2 separate regions of the Mus musculus genome follow, and region 2 is linked to region 1. A link is a loop called in an ENCODE intact Hi-C map of the cell type or tissue named here. Cell type or tissue: heart. All regions are shown on one strand. Links, peaks and the distances in the headings refer to the core of each region. The heading gives the core; the rest is flanking DNA. Region 1 holds the start of Gm10910 (predicted gene 10910). Region 2 holds the start of Nfrkb (nuclear factor related to kappa B binding protein).

What was found. A loop is a pair of places that touch in the nucleus more often than their neighbours do. Peaks named below come from ENCODE experiments on the same cell type or tissue, not always from the same donor. Only the 100,000 strongest peaks of a DNase experiment are listed, where the experiment ranks them.
Region 2: it touches region 1 in a loop (3-fold over the local background); 1 of 42 quality-filtered maps calls a loop at or near these places.

What each region holds. Positions count from the first base shown.
Region 1 is chr9:31,275,912-31,285,693 of GRCm38, reverse strand. It overlaps Gm10910 (predicted gene 10910), which reads right to left and starts at 4,765. Exons shown (of 1, transcript NR_165839.1): 1 at 3,969-4,765. It also overlaps a transcript of Prdm10 not described here. In heart, for the core only: no CTCF peak of the experiment used is centred there; DNase peaks (open chromatin) are centred at 4,563, 4,853 and 5,293; H3K4me3 peaks cover 2,975 bases; H3K27ac peaks cover 3,700 bases.
Region 2 is chr9:31,378,792-31,388,573 of GRCm38, reverse strand. Nfrkb (nuclear factor related to kappa B binding protein) reads right to left here and starts at 2,382. Exons shown (of 26, transcript NM_172766.3): 1 at 2,304-2,382. It overlaps 1700023A20Rik (RIKEN cDNA 1700023A20 gene), which reads left to right and starts at 2,526. Exons shown (of 1, transcript NR_165167.1): 1 at 2,526-3,571. It overlaps Prdm10 (PR domain containing 10), which reads right to left. Exons shown (of 21, transcript NM_001368846.1): 21 at 6,843-9,782. In heart, for the core only: no CTCF peak of the experiment used is centred there; a DNase peak (open chromatin) is centred at 2,413; H3K4me3 peaks cover 2,179 bases; H3K27ac peaks cover 1,324 bases.

The sequences.
Region 1 (9,782 bases), core at 2,951-7,950:
TTAAAGGTGTGCACCACCATTGCCTGTCAAATTGCCTTCTAAATACTTATATTTATGCCCACAGACTAGTGCTGCTATCAGCTCTGGTCAAAATACCATCTTTGTTCAACAGGTAATAGTTACTGAAGAGATTCATAACTGGCTGAAGCACTAAGAGTAAGTAATTGCTGAATGCTGAGTCATAAATAGGGTATCTTTAACATACACATTCTTTTTCTCTCTCTCTCTACCCACCTCCCCACCCCCAACACACACACACAGACACACAGACACACACACACACACACACACACACACACACACACACACACACGTTCAGAGAAGATCAAAGAAGAACGGATGGAGGATGCAGGAGAAATGGCTCCCGGGTTACCAGTATTTGCTCCTTTGCAGAGAATCCGGGCTCAGTTCCCAGCACCTACATTGTGGCTCACAACTGTGTAACTTCAGTCCTTGGGATCAGGCAATCTCTTCTGCCTTTCACTAGCACCAGGCATACACATATGGTCCACATACACACACTCATACATAAAAGAAACCCTCGTTTTAATTTAAGGAATACATGGTGGAGAGCAATAAAGAACAGCTGCTGCCCACAGTCTCCAACTTCCACATGTGCACACACAGACAGACAAACTAGATCTCAGTTTGCTATTATGTTCAAACAATTAGCTGAATATGCATTAATTCTATAACATGTGACTCAACTATTAGGAAGTGGTTCGAAGACTAAGACACTCTTCAAAAGAATACTTGTGGGTTTGTGAGAGCTATCATAACCACTAGAAAAACCAAACACACCTACAATTAGCACTATTAGCGGACACTAGAAGAGCCTAAAGACAATAAGCACATGGTATTATTGCTGCTTGAGAACACCCCACCCCATCAGGCTAGGGCTGAGGTAGTCAAGAAAAATACAGGAGCCACATCATCTGGAAGTTTCCAGTAACCAGGAAGTTTAACCACAGAAACAGGTGAAGTTATGTTATTTAACTGTGTAGCCCACATATTATCATCTCAATATTTAAACTATTTTTTTCAGACTAAATCTCAAAAATGTGCACATCCACACTAGCACACTGCATACACATCATAGTTCAGAAGGTTGGCAGACACAGGCTACTGGCTAATAGGATACTGTATATGCTGCCGAAAGGGAACAGAGCAGGGAAACACTGAATAAGTCACAACCTTAGAGACCCTGATGCTGGAAGACAGTACAGAGGACAACCTGAAGTGAGTTCTCTCCTTCCACCTTTCGGGTCTCGGGACTGAGTGCAGGCCTCAGGTTTGGTACCAGGTGCCTTTAGCAGCTGGGCCATCTCTCCAGTCCCCTCACTCCGATTCTGAAGTAAATGAGTTAAACATGGCGTTACAAAGGTATTTCAAAAGGACAGGAACCAGATAGCATTCTACCACTTATATGATGATTCAACTCAACCACAAAAGCAGTAGAAAAATGTCTCTGGTATGGACCAAAGCACCCTCTTCACTCTCCCACTCCTATCCCGCCTGGCCCCAAGGAGAACTGCTGTAGATCCACTCTGCAAAAGTCTGATTGGCCCAAGCGGTTGTGTGGTAGGGGGAGGGGCATGCACTGGGAACTGAACTCAAGGCCTACACACTATGACACACCCCAGACAAACTCTGCCACTGAGCCATATTCCCAGCCCTAACGCTGCACTATTCTTTTCTTTTTTTCTTTTTTCTTTTTTGAGACAGGGTTTCTCTGTGTAGCCCTGGCTGTCCTGGAACTCACTCTGTAGACCAGGCTGGCCTCGAACTCAGAAATCCACCTGCCTCTGCCTCCCAAATGCTGGGATTAAAGGCGTGAGCCACCACGCCCGGCTCGCTGCACTTTTCTTAACTCACTAGGCTTAATTTCCACTTGTTAATCTGACAGAGTGTCTATCAAAAACAGAAACAAGTTCTGCATGTAGGAAAGCAGACAGCAGGACTGCGAGTGTCTACCCTTCTAGGAGAATATGTATTTCAATGGCAGTAACCATCTGAATGGCACTCAAGTTTAAAATAAACTACAACCAGATGCTTACGAGTTTTCACCATATAATCTTTTTATCAAATGAAATCCTGCAGTCACCATGTATTTACTACTGTGAAGTGTAAGCCTACTGAGGAAATGGAAATTACAACTCAGTGCTCCTCGGTTCTCGGCCGGTCAGTCAGTTCTACCTGGTGTCTAGAAGCCTATCCTTTTCTGTTGTTTTTGCTTTTACTCCTGGGTATGTGTGTGTGTTTACTGGCCTGTGGCTGCATACCGGGAGCCCAAAGACCAAGTATCTTTCTCGAATACTCTCCACCTTACTTTCTAAAACTGAGACATTCATGAACCCACTTAGCCTAACTGGGGGAAACACCAACTCCCCAAGATCAGCCTGTCTCCACCCCCAAGTGCTGTGTCACAGACATGCTGTGACGTAACTGGCTTTTATGAGGGTACTGGGAATTAGAATTCAGTTCCTCATGTTTACACAACAGACACTTTATCCACCAATCCACTGGCCCCAAAGTTTTGCTGGTTTCTCTGTGTAGCCTGGCTGTCCTGAAACTCAGCTCTATAGATGGATCTGCTTATGTCTCGCCAGTGCTGAGATTAAAGGTGTATACCAACTTTTTTTTAATTGTTCGGGATAGGGGTCCAGGTGTACAATGTGGAGTTAGTTCTCTCCTTCCACTAGTATATGGGTTCCTGAGAACAAACTCTGGGAACTGGGCTTTCCAGGCAGACAACTTTACCTGCTGAGCATCTTCTCACTGACCCAGGGTTTGCTTTTAGAAAGTAAAAGGAGCCAGATGTACTGGCATACACACCTTTAAGCCCAGGAGGTGGAAGCAGGCAGATGTCCTTGCGTTTCAGGCCAGCCTGGGTCTATCTTTTCAGGCCAGCTAAAACTGCACAGTGAGACTGTCTCAAAAGAACAAAGCAAAACCCGGAGTAGCAGGGCTTGGTTTTAATCTCCATTAATCCCAGCAGACACAAGCTGCTCTGAGAGTTCCAGGCCGGCCAGCCAGCCAGCACTGCACGTCTCAAAATAATGTTTTAAGTAAAATGAAGAAGAAAATGACTCTTTTAGTTCATAGGACTGAGTGTGGCAAATCACCAGTGAAGTATTTAAGCACCCATCTACACTTAAAACAGATATTAAGCCACAGGAGGTGCTCACACGAATATCTTGTGTACATTTGTCCTTGCATGCAAAGATCTAAAACACACCAATATTAGTAGTAAGGATTTTATCTAGTCATTATGTTTTAGGGCTTTTTAGTTCTTATGCTGTTTCTATGATAATCATGTGTTACTTATATTAAAAAGGAAATTGGCCAGTGCACTCTGAGGTCATACTGGAGTGGCATTCCATAATCACTAAATAAAAAGCATTTAGGGGGTCTGAAGACACAGCTTGCCTCACTTGGTCATGCTCACCTACATCAAGGTCTGCAATACAATGTACAAATTGCTTTTGGTGGAATGTTACAAATCATTACAAAATGTAAAAATGACTTAATCTGGGGGGGAAAAAAACAAACCTTAAGGGAAAACTAGAAGGTGTATGTTATTGGAATAATTGAGTCCGTTGGAAAAAAAAAAAATCTTGATCCATAATAAAAATGTAAACCTACTAAATGACAGAGGAAGTCGTTCTCCTGAAAATAGTTCATTTTGTGTCAATTTCGCCTCATTTTGTAAAAAGTAAACCCAGTGAAGTTACTAAATATACTAGATGACGCAAACATTGTATGTTACTTTGCCCCCAACCAATCCCGATTTCGTTTTTTCAGTCCTAGAGCAACAAATAAGTACAGTTCATGGGTGCAGAAGGTATTGTGGTGGCCCCAGCGGAGGCGATGGGTACAAAAGAATACAATGTAATGCCGCACACCCTCGGGCCCACAAAGACCTTACTGCTGCAGTGGCGCGAACAGGTCAGAAAGCGAGGCTAATCAAGAGTACCTTTTGCTTTAATGAAAAGTAGATACATTTGCCCTTAAACACAAGATTAGTGAAAGATGTGCAGGCAGGCTCTTAAGAATTCAGGGTATGGGATTTTTAGCTGGGTGGATTTCATCAATGACACCACAAAACCACCCCCTACTCTCTGGCTTAAGTGTACACACACATATATATCGGTTGAAATCCAACTAATCCATCTAACAAGGCTAAAATTAATGGCACCCGAATTTAGTAGCCTTCGTACACCGGGAAGGCAGATCGCAACTATGCCATTTTTCCTAGTACCAATTCAACCTGGCTACAGACTTTCCTAGTTTTAGCGTTAGCTCAATGAGAGCCCGACTCCTAAGAGACCCGCCTCGCTCGCCAGTTTTCTTGGTCCTCGGCCTCCGCCCTACCCAGCCCGCCATCGCGTTTGCAGACCGACCCGCAGGGGCGATCCCCACACCTCTGCGGGCGGGGTGGCTGGGAATCGCGGGCCGGGATACCCGCACGAGAACCCACGGCCGCGCGCGCCACCACCCCCCGCACGGGTCCGGCCGGCCGACACCCGCCCGCCCAACCGCCGCCCGGCGCGCAGGCAGCCCAACCGCCGTCCCGGCCCAACCAACGCGGGAGGGGAGAGAGGAGCGCACGGCCGGCCGGGCAGGCGAGCCGTTCGGGGGGCACGGGGCAGGCGGCGCGCCGGGGAGTCGAGGCGGGCGGCGCCGAAGCCCACGCTGGACGCGGGGCCCGGACGGCTTCCCGAAGGGGACTCTCCCCTCTCCGCGTAGAAGGTGCAGATGGTTTGACCCCCCACCCCGAGCGAGGTGCCTCGTCCCAGCCCCGGCTGGACTGTACCATCGGGCGGTGCCGCCGGGATTGCTCCCCCCACCACTACCATCAGTTCCCCCCCCACCCGGGTCCGCGGTCGGTTGGCCCCGGCCGGGCGCTGAGACGCAGAAAGAGCTGGGCGCCATTTTGGGTGGGACTAAGCAAAGACGAAACACTCTCCCAGGCGATGGGATCCTCTGGACCCCGGTTTATCCGGTTCCCTTAATCCTTTAGGTACTTACACGACGTTGGGTGAGGGGAGCTGGAAGATCAGCGGGTCCCGGATCCTCTCTCCCTAGGGGTGATGGAAATCAAACCCCCCCGCCGCCTCCAGGTGGTTCTTCCCGCCGCAGAGTGGGAGCAGCATAAAAGGCGGGGTCTTATTAGCATAATCTGCCTGGCAACCTGATCTCAACGTTATGTGATTGGCTAAACTCTGAAAGTCCCATGCTGTTCCTAGAGACTGGGAACGCTGGGCCGAATTGACAAGCCCAGATTTAAGAGTCATGACGAAAATCCTGGGACGCTAATTCAGTCGGCAGAGAAGCCAAAAGGAGACTCACACAATGGCCCAATGACTGAAGGCCTCTTTATTTCGTGCTCTGCAGTTCGTGTAAAACCCAATAGAAGAGCGGGTCTCTGGCGGTGCTCGCCTGCGTTTGTACTCTAAGCCAATCAGAAAGCCCTACTGTTTGCATTCGGGGTCAAGGCCCATCTAAGAACCTTGGCGGGCAAGTGAAGGGGCACAGTTCAGCATGCTTGAGCGTCCGCTGTGGGAGATCCAATGCACACCCGAGTTCCCAGCCCACCTGTCCCGATCCTGGAAAGCTCTCGAGGTGTGGGCTGTGCATATACCCGCCCCAGGGCGGACCTGCCCAGAACGCGCGCGCCTGGGGCACTACTGGGACACGCCTTTCCGGGACTACAGAAACCGGTTAAACAGACTGCGGCCCGCGGGCCCAGGAGTGGCCTATCAGCCTTCCAGACACAAGGGGACTGGGTCATCAGACCTTGCCATCCCCTTAGAGCGCCTACACTACCCCTCTCTTTTCCACCATTTACCATTCTGGAAAGGCGTTTTTCAGAAGCAATCGGAGTGAGGATGTGTCTCAGAGTGCTTGCCTACCACACTAAGTCCGGTGCTCCAGCCCCAGCACCACATAACCCTGGAGTTGTGGTGTACCCGGAAGGTGGAGGCAGTAGGAGCAGTTAAGGCCAGCTTAAGCTACTTGGGACTGGTTGAGGTTTAGTCAACAGTGAACAAACAAACAAACAAACAAACAAAAATGACAGAACTCCCTTCTTTCTTAACTTAGGACATCCACATCATACTGTCCCTAAAGACTGCCTTCTCAAAGTTCAGCCAGGTGTGTAGAAACAAGCTCAGGCTTTGAAATGAGACAAACTGGGAACTCCCCGACTGAAAACAGGAATGGCAACCAAAGGCCAGAGACCTTCGCTCTTTGTGTCTGCAGGGAATATTTTCATTGCCCATGACCTGTACTTTGCTGTGTTGCTTTGAAGGTTAAATGAGATCATACTTTAAAATTCTCTTCCAACACTGACTAGAACTTTAAGAAACAGAAATGTTAGTGATATTAAAGCCTTCAGAGAGACAGCAAGATAACCCAAACTCCTAGTCCCAGTTCCTGAGTGCAAAGGCAGACTTGTTTGAGGCATACACAGTTCCAGGCCAGCCAGCAGTATACAACAAAATTCAGGTTCCAAAACAAACCCCCGTACAAAACTACTGGCTAGCCAAGAAAAAAAAGAAATACCAGGAAACAAAAGACTCGAGGATAGCAAACATCCACAGGGAGAAATACTAAAGTCCATTCGACTATATTGCCTACAGCTTTGTTTAAATGCCTTGAGAACAGTGAAAAGCTGAGGCCAGTTTTTAAAACTCAAAGACAGGGCGGCTGGCCATGGGAGGCAGGACTTAAGGAAGAAGCTACGATTTGTTCTTCTGTAGACTTGGGAGCAGGACGTGGAATCAAGGCCGTCAGTCAGCAGGCCCTGCTGAACCCAGTAGAAAAGAAATCATGAAAGGGAGACAGATGAGCCGGGCTCGCATTTGTCACGTGCAGCACTGGTGTCTCCTCTTTGGATCTATTAAAAAGAAGCCATGTGCTTCTGGAATGTTTTATAGTAGCCAGAAAAGTCTCTGGAATGATTGCCAGAGGTAGATGGGTCCTCTATGGCCTTGGAAGGCTGCCATGCCCTGCACCCATGGCCTCTAGAGATCCTTTTGAGATTTAACAGTATTATATCTTCTCTGATGGATTAAGAGTCCCAGAGGTCAGGTTATCAGAGATGACAAGAAAGAAAACTCAACAGGAGAAACGAGACTACCTATCTAACTGGGACATAAGTAAATGCTCTAAAAACCTTCTTTTTTATAACCAGAATAAAGTTACTGTGATAGATGAAGCCAATTTTTATTTCTATATATTTCTTTTTCCTAATGTCTTAGGAATGTCTTCTTTGCAGTTGTCTTCATTCCTGTTTGTGTACATACATGTACATGTGTGTACACGGGTGCACTGTTAGGTCTCAAACCCAGAACAAATGGCTGAGGCGCTCATTAATGTATCAAAGCAGACAGTGGCCACCATGTTCTGCCTGCATCTTTCAGTCCCTACCTGTTATGTGATATGGTTGGCATACCCCTGCCCCTACCCTAAACTCCAACCTCGAGGCTGGGTTGCCCTTCCTCCAGCTGCTCTTCTGCCCATATAATCCAGCTGTTTTGGTTACCAATCCTTTTTGGTCCACCTTTACTCTCTTGGCCAGTCTCCTGGCCCAGGCTACCCACCTCTGAACTCTCCCAGATGTCTCTGCCCCTCCCTTTTATCTACAATAAACTTTCTCTAACATACCTAGAAGGGGTCATGTCCTTCCATTTTTATTTTTTTCATTTGTGAATGTGTGTGTGTGCACTCCATAGTTTATGTGCAGGGGTGCATATAGAAGCCAGAGGTCAGCTTCAGCTCTTGTTCCTCAGGATAGCTACCTATCTTATTTTTTAAAGTAGGTTTTCTTCCTGGGACTGGTCCTTAGAGATTCAGCTAGGCAGTCTGGTGAGTGAGTCCCAAGGCTCACTGCTGTCTCTGTCTCTCCGGTGCTGAGGATTACAAGCAGACACACATAAGTCATGCTTTTGTGTTTTGTTTTGTTGTGTTGTGTTTTCAAGGTAGGTTTCTGGGTATAGTCCCGGGTGTCCTGGAACTCTCTGTATAGACCAGGCTAGCCTCAAACTCACAGACATCCACCTACCTCTGTCTCCTGTGAGTGCCAGGACTAAAGGTGTGTGCTTCCACTGCCCCACCCCATGTCATGCTTTTTATGTGGGTTCTGGGTTATGTGCTCCTTCATTATCTCCCTAGCCCTAAGACATCTCATACCTACAGTACAGGAGACCTAGCAGGCAAGTGCCTTTCCACTGAGCCATAGCCCTGCCCTCTTTCTGATTTTTAATTTTCAGGTAGGGTCTCATTAAGTTACCCGGGCTGGTCTTGAACTCACTCTGTAGCTTTCAGGGTAGCCAGAATTAAAGGCCTGTGCTATCTGGCCTGTTCTAAAGCTTTGATAGGCACAAGTACTTCAGTGATGCGCAAGCCTACCAACTCTTCAACTGTCTGACGTCTCAAAAGGCTTGCTTGCTTATTTATTTATTTATTTATTTATTTGATTGTATACATACTAAAATTTTCTGTGCAGGAAGCATGCATGTGTGCCATGAGCCAGACACTGTTCTAAGCAATGAAGATGGGAGAGAACAGAAAAAGCGATGTCATTAAGCTTCCAGTTAAACGGAGGCAAGAACAAAGTTCCCAGATAATTCCAAGGGATGGTGTGACAAAGGAAATAATGCAGGGAAATGGAAAGGATAGGGATGCCAACTGTTGAAATGCGTGCCCCAAAGTCCCCAGATCTGTTTAGTTTTTGTTTGGTTGTTTGGGTTTCTATTATTTGGTTGGTTGTTTTGTTTTTGTTCCACCTTTGTTCCCCTTCTGGAACAAGGTAGCTATGTATGTAGCTGGCCTAGAACTCCCTGTGTAGAACAGGTTGGCCTCAAACTCACAGAGATCCTACTGCTTCTGCCTCCCCAGTGCTGGGAACGAAAGTATGTGCCACTATGCCATCTGGACAATGGCTCTGTTGATAGAGGATTTTCTCTGCAAAAATAGGGGCCTGAACTTAATTCCCAATGCCCTCATAAAAGATACCCAGTGCCATCATAAAAGCCAGACATGGTAGTATATGATCATAATTCCAGCTGTGGGGACAAGAATGCAGGGGAATTCATTCATTCCTGGACTCTCTGATGAGCTGCAAACTAATGAGAAACCCTGTCTCAAAAGACATAAATGACATTCCTAAAGAAGGCATTCAAGGTTGTCCTCCAGTGTCCATAAATGACACACATATATACTTTTACACACACACACACATATGCACTTTTAACAAGAAGTCCTCATAAAATACTAATAAGAATGGGGACTAGAAAAAGGCAAAAAGACCAGCCATGTTACAGTTTGAGGGAACATTCCAGTCTGTGAAGATAGCCTAAAAGCCCCCCCCCCCACACACACACACACAGGTGAAATACTCTTATATCTCATACAGAACATATTGAAATAGAGCATCACTTCTGAACACAGAACAGCAGGCCCTGGCTTTCTATAAGCTCCCAACAGAACATAAACCATGGCCTCAACAGAGTTCCTTCTCCAGGTGGTGGTGGCGCATGCCTTTAGTCCCAGCACTTGGGAGGCAGAGTCAGGTGGATCTCTGTGAGTTCAAGACCAAGCTGGTCTACAGAGAGAGTTCTAGAATAGCTAAGGCTATTAGAAAGATGCTCTCTCTCTCAAAAAACAAAAAGAAAACAGAATTCCTTCTCCAGAAGGAAGGAGGGGGTTGGGCAGAGAGACAGAAACAGTGTGCATGTAAAAACTGACTCCATAGTGTTGGTATTCTGTCTGGACTC
Region 2 (9,782 bases), core at 301-5,300, 110 kb before region 1:
AGACTTCTCGAAATGCCTCTACAACAACGTCTGAATTCTTACGCTCCTTACACTTTCCTTTTATATTAGAGTTAAGACCCAGGAATTGAGTGCTAACCAGGCATGATCCATCGAGTGCATAATCCCAGGACTTGGGAGGATAGGGCGGGAGGATCACAAGTTTCAGGTCAGCCTGGGGTATGGGATGAGGCCTTTGTCTCAAAAAATAAAAAGTAAATGACAGACCATGGTCCACAACTACAAGTTCCAAGGTCAATAATCTATTTGAACCATTATAAATCCACAGGCAGGATTGGCAAGACACCTTAGTGGGTAAGAGTGTGTGCCACACAATGACCTGAGCTTGATCCCGAGACCCACAGCAGAAGGAAAGAACCTCCAGAGGAGTGCTATGGATATCCGCACGCACGCACGCACGCACGCACGCACGCGCGCACGCACACACACACGCTGATGGTATTTTTAATTTAAGATTGTTTTTAAAAAGCCATTAACATTAGTAAACTCAGATACTAACTTATATAAATTATCTCTCAAGTCTTGTTTTTTAAAGCAGGGGGTAGGGTCCCATTCTGTATCCCAGTTTTCAAGTAATTCTTACAGCTGTGCTTATTATACCTATTATACAGGTACTAACTGAAGATCAAAGCTTGGAAATCGCTTACCCAACTCTTGGTTGGCTTGCCTGCAGATGTTAATATCATATACAATACTTCTTACATACTCTCAGTTTAAACTGTAAACACCTGATATGATTTTATTCATCCACATAAATTCCTAGGGCTCCAATCACCAGACTGTTATTAGCTGTCAGTGGCCAATCTGACCTTCAGATCCATGTAAGTTAATGCAAGCATTTCCCAAAGCTGGAATCAGTATGAAGCTGAGGCCACGGTTCTGAACAGTGCTAAGGCACAGTGAACTGGAACTCACCGCTGTACCTCAGTGGTTCCCAGCCTTCCCAATGCTACGGCCTTCGAGTTGTGGTGACCCACCTCCCAACCATGAAACCGCTTCTGTTGCTACTTCATAGCTGCAATTTTGCTGTTACGACTTGTAATGTAAATATCTGTGTTCTTCAATGGTCTTAGATGATCAGTCTGAAAAGGTCACTCAACCCCCACTCCAAAAGGGTCATGACCCAGCTGCTCTACATGTACTGGACTCTTATCACTATTACTGACAAACAGACCAACAAGCCCACAAAAGTGGGAAGAGCAACCAGATTCTACCCTGGGGCCGTCACTATCTGTGACATCTTACCTCACCAGGTGTCAGGCTCCTTACCTGTAGTTAAGGAGGAGTTGGACCAGGCCCTTCCTACCTTTCTTTTCTCTTAGGATCTTAAAGGGAATCTCCAGCTAAGTGAGCTTACATTAACAGTGAAGATCCTTCCCACTTCCCAAGTTCTCAAATGATAATGGGTAAGTCTGTAATATACCTAGAATGGAAGCTCTTTTCTGCAAAATGATTTCACGTTCTGACAGTATTTCAGATCAAGGAAAGATACGGCGAGTGTTACATGGACACAGCTGTGTGGTCCCCAGGTAACTGTGCGCGCTCATCGTCAGCACACAGAGAATTGAGGACATCCTGCACGCATGTAGCGCCTAAATAACTGAGTGAAAGTGAGAAAGGAGCAAGACACCTGCACGTAACAAAACTTAAAAAAAAGAAAGAAAAAAAGAAAGGAAGGAAGGCCGGCAGGCAGACCGACAGACAGAGGCAACCTGATGCTTAGAATAAACTCCTCTTAGCGTAAGTGGCATAGACAGCGTGCAAAGCCAGTTACCTCATCTGACAGGTGCACAATGTACACAACTCACTCAGAAGCTGCTTCCAATACCGGCGGTTGATTAAGCTACACATAATTATCTAGCGACAACCGCTGCCTTGCCACTTATTCTGCACAAGAACTCAAAATACAAAAACAGGGGCGCTGCTAGCGAGCCGGAACCCCGGAAGCTGCCGATTTCTAAGTGTTGGGGGTGTCCCGGGCTGCTTCGCTAGACCAGGAAGGCCTCTTCTCTGCACCTGGGCTAGCCCACCCTCTAGACCCTCGCGAGCAACCAGCAAGCAAGGACCTCGGACCGCAGCCCCACGTCGCCAGCCCCACCTGCGCGCAGCGCGCCGCGGCCCGCCCCTCCCCCACACGTCCTCCCCCTAACCCTCGCCCACCCGGCAGCCGCACGCCACGCGTGGGGCCCGCCGCGTGCCCACGGCAACGCCCCGCTTCTCCCTTTCTCCCCGCTTCTCCCCTTCCCCCGGCACCCACCAAACCCGACGCCTGGGCCCGCCCTCACCTCAGCAGAGTCCGCGGGTCTCACCCGGGGTTCGTCGGGCCGTGGGCTCCGAAACGCGCTCGCTCCCGCAAGGCGTCTGGGTACGCGCACGTTCCGGGCTCCGGCAGCGGAAGGGGCGGGACCTGTGGGGCGAAACCTAACGGCGGGGCGGAGCGTATTGGGCAGGACGGGCAGGGGCGGAGCCTGTGGCAGCACCTGAACCGCCCCGACGCGTCTGGTGCCACAAGCTACGTCGGTGCGGAGAAGGCACGATCCATTCTGTGCGGGGTTCTCCTGGCTCAGGAGCTTTGGAGGATAGAGCGATGTCGCCTTTTGTCAGCTGCGAAGCAAGAGCACAGTCTGACAGGCACCGTGCTAACCACCACTTCTTGTGTGACAAAATTTTTCCAGGGGATACTCAACACGACAAATCAAAATACCGAGACCACCCAAGTCCAACTTGGTGAACTACTATTGGGATTACTTGCAGGCATATGGGTGAGGGTTTACTTAACAAGAGCAGAAATGACTTAGCTGAAAAACCAAGGCTCACCCCAGCATGAGTGACAACTCACAAAAGCTGGGAACCTGAAACACTGCACAGCCTACAAGCAGCTCAACAGGTTGCAATGAGTCCTTTCCAGGTGCCTCAGTTGGTCTACACCTTTCCAGGCAGCTCAGCTGGTTTCTGCTGCCTCCAGGTAGCTGGTCTGGCCTCAGAGTCGACTTTGTAGCTTTTTCCCCAACTCAGAATCCTCAGTTTAGCGTCCTTCCATCTGAGAAGGTCTCTCAGCTTTTATCGTTTATTCTGGCAGAGAGGAGCCTAAAGAATCTGATCCGTTTCGGGGACTTCCTGAAGCTATTTTGAGTTGCTTAAAGAGCTTTTCTTGAGTTGTTTAAAGAGCTTCCCTGCAGAAGAAAACTGTTAGACACCACCACTCTGTCGGGAAGGCTTTGCTGAGGCCACCAGACAGTGGAGGACCTCTTGCAGTCTTGAAGGTTGGGAAATATAACACAGACTCTAACCCATGTCTCCAAGTCCGCACAACTTGCAGAAAGTGAAAACATCGACAACTTACTCTTATGATTCATCATTACGCCTTCTTTCTCTAAGACCGTCTTATTTAGAATGTCTTCTCAAGTATTCTACAGTTCACCCTCTGGTCCTGCGTGGGTTAGCCACTGTTCCTTCGGTTTAATAAACATGTCAGGGGAGCAGGGCATGCCAGGCATGTCCTTCTCTCAGTGGAAAATAGTGCTTTCCAAATAAAGCCAAATCTTTGCACCCATGCGCACGCGCACACACACCCACTGACTCTATAAGCGTCCTTGGATCAGCGGGGCATGGTGGCGCAAGCCTTTAATCCCAGCACTCGGAAGGTAGGCAGAGGCAGAGAGGCAGAGAGGCAGAGAGGCAGAGAGGCAGAGAGGCAGAGAGGCAGAGAGGCAGAGAGGCAGAGAGGCAGAGAGGCAGAGAGGCAGAGAGGCAGAGAGGCAGAGGCAGGTGGATTTCTGAGTTCAAGGCCAGTCTGGTCTACAAAGTGAGTTCCAGGACAGCCTGGGCTATACAGATAAACCCTGTCTCGAAGAAAACAAAAAACAAACAAAAAAGATGTCCTTGGATCCTGTTGGAATTAGAAACCACCAATTAGAAATGGCAGTGCAGCGTCACTCTGGGTGACCAGACAGGAGAGCATTAAAACATTACAAACTGCCATTTTCATTAGCCCTTGTTCTTAGAGCAGTTTTAGGGTCATACAAAATTTAACAAAGCATAGGTTTACCTCAACCCCCGCCCCCCCCACACACACACATACTCTTCACCCACAAGTGATACATATTTCTTTTTTTTTTTAAGATTTATTTATTTATTATATGTAAGTACACTGTAGTTGTCTTCAGATACACCAGAAGAGGGCATCAGATCTCATTACGGGTGGTTGTGAGCCACCATGTGGTTGCTGAGATTTGAACTTCGGACCTTCGGAAGAGCAGTCGGGTGCCCTTACCCACTGAGCCATCTCACCAGCCCCCCCCCCTTTTTTTTTTAAATAAACTTATTCTTTTTTTTTAAGATTTATTTATTTATTTATTTATTATATGTAAGTACACTGTAGCTGTCTTCAGACACTCCAGAAGAAGGAGTCAGATCTCGTTATGGATGGTTGTGAGCCACCATGTGGTTGCTGGGATTTGAACTCCGGACCTTCGGAAGAGCAGTCGGGTGCTCTTACCCACTGAGCCATCTCACCAGCCCTACATATTTCAAATAACTGACAGATCTATGTAATATTGTTTCACTGTCCACCCAAAAATTAACCTACTCATCCTTACAATTCCCCTCCCCTTCTCCCTCCCACCCACAAACACTGATGTTTTAAGTGTCTCCATCACTTAGCCATCAAACTTGCCACGTTCCTGCTTTAGACCTCCAAGTACTGGCATTATCATGAATGCCGCCACACTTGGCAGAGATTGCATCTTTTTTCCAACTAGATAGTAAATATTATGGTCTGGTTCTGGTAGTAGGGACGGAATGCAGGCACTCTGCCACTGAGCTGCACCCTGAAAGCTTGTATTGTTTAAATATTAATTTGAACTTCCCTGGTGCTAACATGTGGAGCATACTTTCACATGTTCATTTATTTGTGTATATTCTTTATGAAGAAATCTTCATGCCAGTTCTCACTAGGACTGTTTGTTTCTTTTTCTTCTTTGTGTACTCTGGCTAACAGTCCTTTATTAGACACATAATCTGAAAACATTTTTTCCCTGGGTCTGCCTCTCCATCTCTTTCTTGCTCTCACTGTCTTGAATTCTGTCTTGATGGTAAATACCTTTAAGCTGTGAGGCTTTTGTTTTTGTGTTTTGGCTGGTTGGCTGGCTGGTTGGTTGGTTTCATTTGTTTTTTTGCCCTATAATTTTCGTTTTATTTTACAGTGCACACATGGGGCCACATATATCCTAAGGATCAGTATTAGCTCCGGACCCCCAAGATCAAGTTCTCAGCACAAAGGAGATTATTTACCTCAGAGGGACCAAGGGCTGAGAATAAGAGACAAAGTCAAGTAATAGAGGATGAAGGAGAAGGAGATAAGGGAGAGAGAGATTTGTCCCAAAGGGAGACAAAGGACTGCCTCTGGAGAGAGGAGACAGTCTTTTATTTTTATTATTTTTAGATTTATTTATTTATTATTATATGTAAGTACACTGTAGCTATCTTCAGACACACCAGAAGAGGGCATCAGATCTCATTACGGATGGTTGTAAGCCACCATGTAGTAACTGAGATTTGAACTCAGGACCTTCAGAAGAGCAGTCAGTGCTCTTAACTGCTGAGCCATCTCTTCAGCCCCAAGGAGACAGTCTTAGCACATACAGAAATGCTAGTTTATAAAGATAAAGGGGGGGGGGGAACCCCATGTAAGGAGGAGGAGTTTAATTTTAATTGGGCATGTTAAATTAGATGAGCCAAAGGGGACTTTTGATTGCTGGACATCAATACCTGGATCTTGGTAGTCAGCCTCAGGAGGAGATGGCCAAATAAGAGGATAACCCTTGGCAGTTAGCTCTAGGAATGTAATCTAAGGGGTTTTAGCAAGGCAGAGGGAATGGGAAGAAGGGCAAGGCATGCCAGAACTTGGCTCACCGTGTTCCAGCTGGTCAGAGTCCCTCCACTAGGCAAGTGCTCTACCATTGAGCTCTATCTCTAGCCCATTCCATTTCTTCTTACAGCTGAACAGAGAGAACTGGTTAACATTTTCTAGAGACAGGCCTTTAGCGGACAGAGAAGTGGAAGTGCTCTAGGGCCCTATCATTTGGTCTTGATTTCTTCAGTGAGCATATGAGTCTCAGCAGTGGCCTTCTCCAATGCTTCTCATACTCAATGGATGGCTACAGGCGGCTGATTTGAGCATTCCATTCCCCCAGTTCAGCAAGGCTCTGAGAAACTCTGCAGGTTAGGCTTTGGTTAACTAGTTTCCCCTGAGCTATAAAATAAGGTTCTCTGCTGTATTTCATAGTGATTTCTTAGCCTCTCCCTCTGCCAGGGTCACAGGGAATCTTTATCAGCGAATCTGATTAAACTCAAAAAATCGTAGGACCTTTCCTTCCCCAATGACTGGATCCCCTGGGATTTTGAAATTGTGTATGTGTGTATATATGTGTGTGTGTGTGTGTGTGTGTGTGTGTGTGTGAACAGGTGCCTGAGAAGGTCAGAGGCATCAGATCCCTGAAACTCCAGTAACAAGTGGCCATGAGTCACCCAAAGAGGAGGATACTGGGAGCAGAATTTGTGTCCTTCGCAGAAACAGTGCCGTTTTCCGTTTGTTTGACTTTGTACATGTTAGAAGGAAGATGGCGAGACCATCTCCAAGGTTCTTAAGTAAGCCACTGAGAACCAGAAAGCAAAGTGCACTATTCTGAGGACACAGGGATTCACCCTGTAGCTTAGACTAACCTAGAAATCACTATGCAGACCAGAATGGCTTGTGCAAGATTTAAAAGGAAATATTTAACCATATCAGTGGTCCCTCTGTATACATGCACAAGAAAGAAACATGCTTATTAAAAAAATATTTATTAATTTTTTACACCTGCTGTGTAGCACAAGACTATTAACACTATAACTCACTGAATATACAATAAATGTTCACATTTAAATAACAAGATAGAATCAATACTTTCAACCAATGGGCCAGCTTCAGCTTCTCATTAGGTACTTTTTAGCTCTACATCTTTTAAGAATTTTTTTTGAAAGGATAATTCCAGGTCAGAAAATAATTCAAGAACATCAAAACAGAAAAGTCTTTCCAGAAAAATAGGAATGTTACATGATGAAATAACCATTTTTCTGGGCACAAACTAAACAATAAAAATGTAAAAAAAAAAATATACATCCAACCCACTTCAAAATATTCCCGCTGTAATGAATGCAGTCTACAGTGTCAATGTGTCTGGGAGGGAGAGATCACCATAGAAACCTTGGCCACATGTTTCCCAGATTGGGCTGTCAGAGGGATTATACTCTGCCATCTCTTCTGTCACCTCGGGATAAATTCATAAAATACCTGATCTTAGAATAGTGATGGTGTATGTTCTGAGATCTACTTATTTCATATAAGGACCAAAAAAAGAGAAAGAGATGAAAAGGTCCTTCAAGAGTATTTTCCTCTGTATATTTTAAAAGTTAAAAATAACTGGCATAAAACCAACATTCCTTCAGTGATTGGCTTTATTTTAATCACTGGGTTATTCCTGAGAAGAGGGGAGATACCTTGCTGGCTCACATTAAAGAGAATCCAACAGATCAAATTTATTTATTTACTTGTGTAGTTTTTTCAAGTCAGGGGTTCTCTGTGTATAGCCCTAGCAGTCCTTGAACTCTTTGTAGGAGCGGCCGGCCTCCAACTCAAAGAGAATCCTGTCTCAACCTTCCAAGCGCGGGATTAAAGGTGTGCACTCCCACGCCCAGCTCCAGCAGGGCAAATATAAATTACAAAAACTCCAACTGTACCTTTGAGATGGTCTACCGCTCCTTACCTCCTAAGTCTCTCTGGATAAGACCCTGGGATAGTTACAACACTACAGGCTTTTTGGAAAACCCGAGACAGTTACAGTCATTACACCACAGGACTTGGGGGAACAGAGTCTTGCATTTCGTGACTGGAGTCAACATTTCATGTTGAAATTACTGTTACCTTTTTGTTGGCAAAGATACAGAGTCCATTTTCAGTTTCCACACATTTTTTGAGGTAATTTTCCCAGGTTCTTTTCATGCCCAAATCTTCAGACATGGTCTATGAATGAGATCCCAAGAGGGAAGCACAGGATCTACGTAATAAATAAAGTGACTTCAAACCAAATGATTACTTTTCAGGAGGGCGTCTTTACCACCCAAAAGTTACTCTATATCTTAAACCACAGACCCAGTTTTTCCTTAGAAATGTAAATAAAATAAATTAGTTAACTTCATTTGAAATTAACTTAGGTGTCCCTGATCTGGAGTGATAAATTCACTCTACAATAATTATTTTTAAATATGTCACAAAAGTTGTTAAAATACAGGCTTTGAAGATGTCTTATGGGTACAACTGGAATGCGTCGTAAAAAAAAGGGCGACACCTCCCCACTAGATCCACAGCAAATACGACTCCCAAACAGGAACACATAGAAGACCACTATCACACAAACAACTGCTCCTCTCAGAACTAACTGCATTAATATTCCTTCACACCCATCCCTTTATCTCAGCCTATTACAATGGTCCCTTTATTTTCATTTTTGCCCTCAGTGGGAAGTTGGTTATCTTATATCAAGGTCTGGGTGAGTTAATGACAGGCTTAAAGTTTAAAATGCTTAGAAGTAAGAAAGGCCACCTTTCTACCCAACCTTAAAGAATCTTCATTTTTAAGACAGCATCGAAAGATCGAAAGTACTAAAATACGCCCAATGCTGGGAACCAGAGTGCGAGGTGGGGGCTGGAGTTGTAGCTCAGTGGTGGGAAACCTGCCTAGCATGCAAGAGGCCCTGGGTCTGATTTCTAGCATCACACACAAAAGTGTTATACATAAACACCTGAGTTTATGTATGTAGAGTAAGGAACCCATCCTTTATAAGTGGACAATATGTGTATGTGGATCCCGCAAGGCAGGCCAAGTCTTCAGTTCTCATTCATTCTCTCTCTCTCTCTCTCTTTCTCTCTCTCTCTCTCTCTCCTTAAGTATGTATGTATTTGTATATATATGTCTATACATATATATATAATTTATATATTTTTCGTAGAACTATATCTCCTTCTTAAACACAGCTATATATACCCAAAGCCTGGAGGCAGAGCTTTAACAAAGGGGCTCAACTCCTGTTCAGATCATGCGTCCTTTTGTCTTCCAGGGAGTCTGCTTGTGGACCGTGAGGCCAGATCGGCCTGGGGACAGCATTTGTAGGGAGGACTGCTGCTGCCCAGGTTTCAGGTTTTCTGAAACAAGATAGTTTAAAAACAACTGCCATGATAGTGCCTGACTGTGGTCCCAGCTACGTGGGCAGCTAAGGCAGGAGGATCCCATTAGCCCATAAGCTCAGGGCTATACTGGGCAGCAGAGTAAGACCCCATATAGGAAAGAGAGAGAGAGAGAAAGAGAGAGATCAGCAATAAGAAAAATGTAGATGGCAGTTTCGTTCAGAGCACCACCATCAAACCTTTATCTTATTTTAATTTTCCCCCCAATAAGCTAGCTGCCTTTGTTAAAATTACTGAAAACTCAATGCATGAGATATAGCGGTCCTGACCTAATCACACCCATAAAATAAATGTTCCTTCTCTTTTGATGCCATAGCTTGGATATCAGAAGTCCAGTGGCCACGGACTTGGTACATCCTGTCTCCACCTTTGGTATGAACATAATACCAGCCACTGAGCATTTCCACGAAGGGCAAGTAAGGCTTGTCAGTGTGTTCAAAAACAAAAACAAAACAAACAACCAGCTCAAGAGCAAAGGCGCA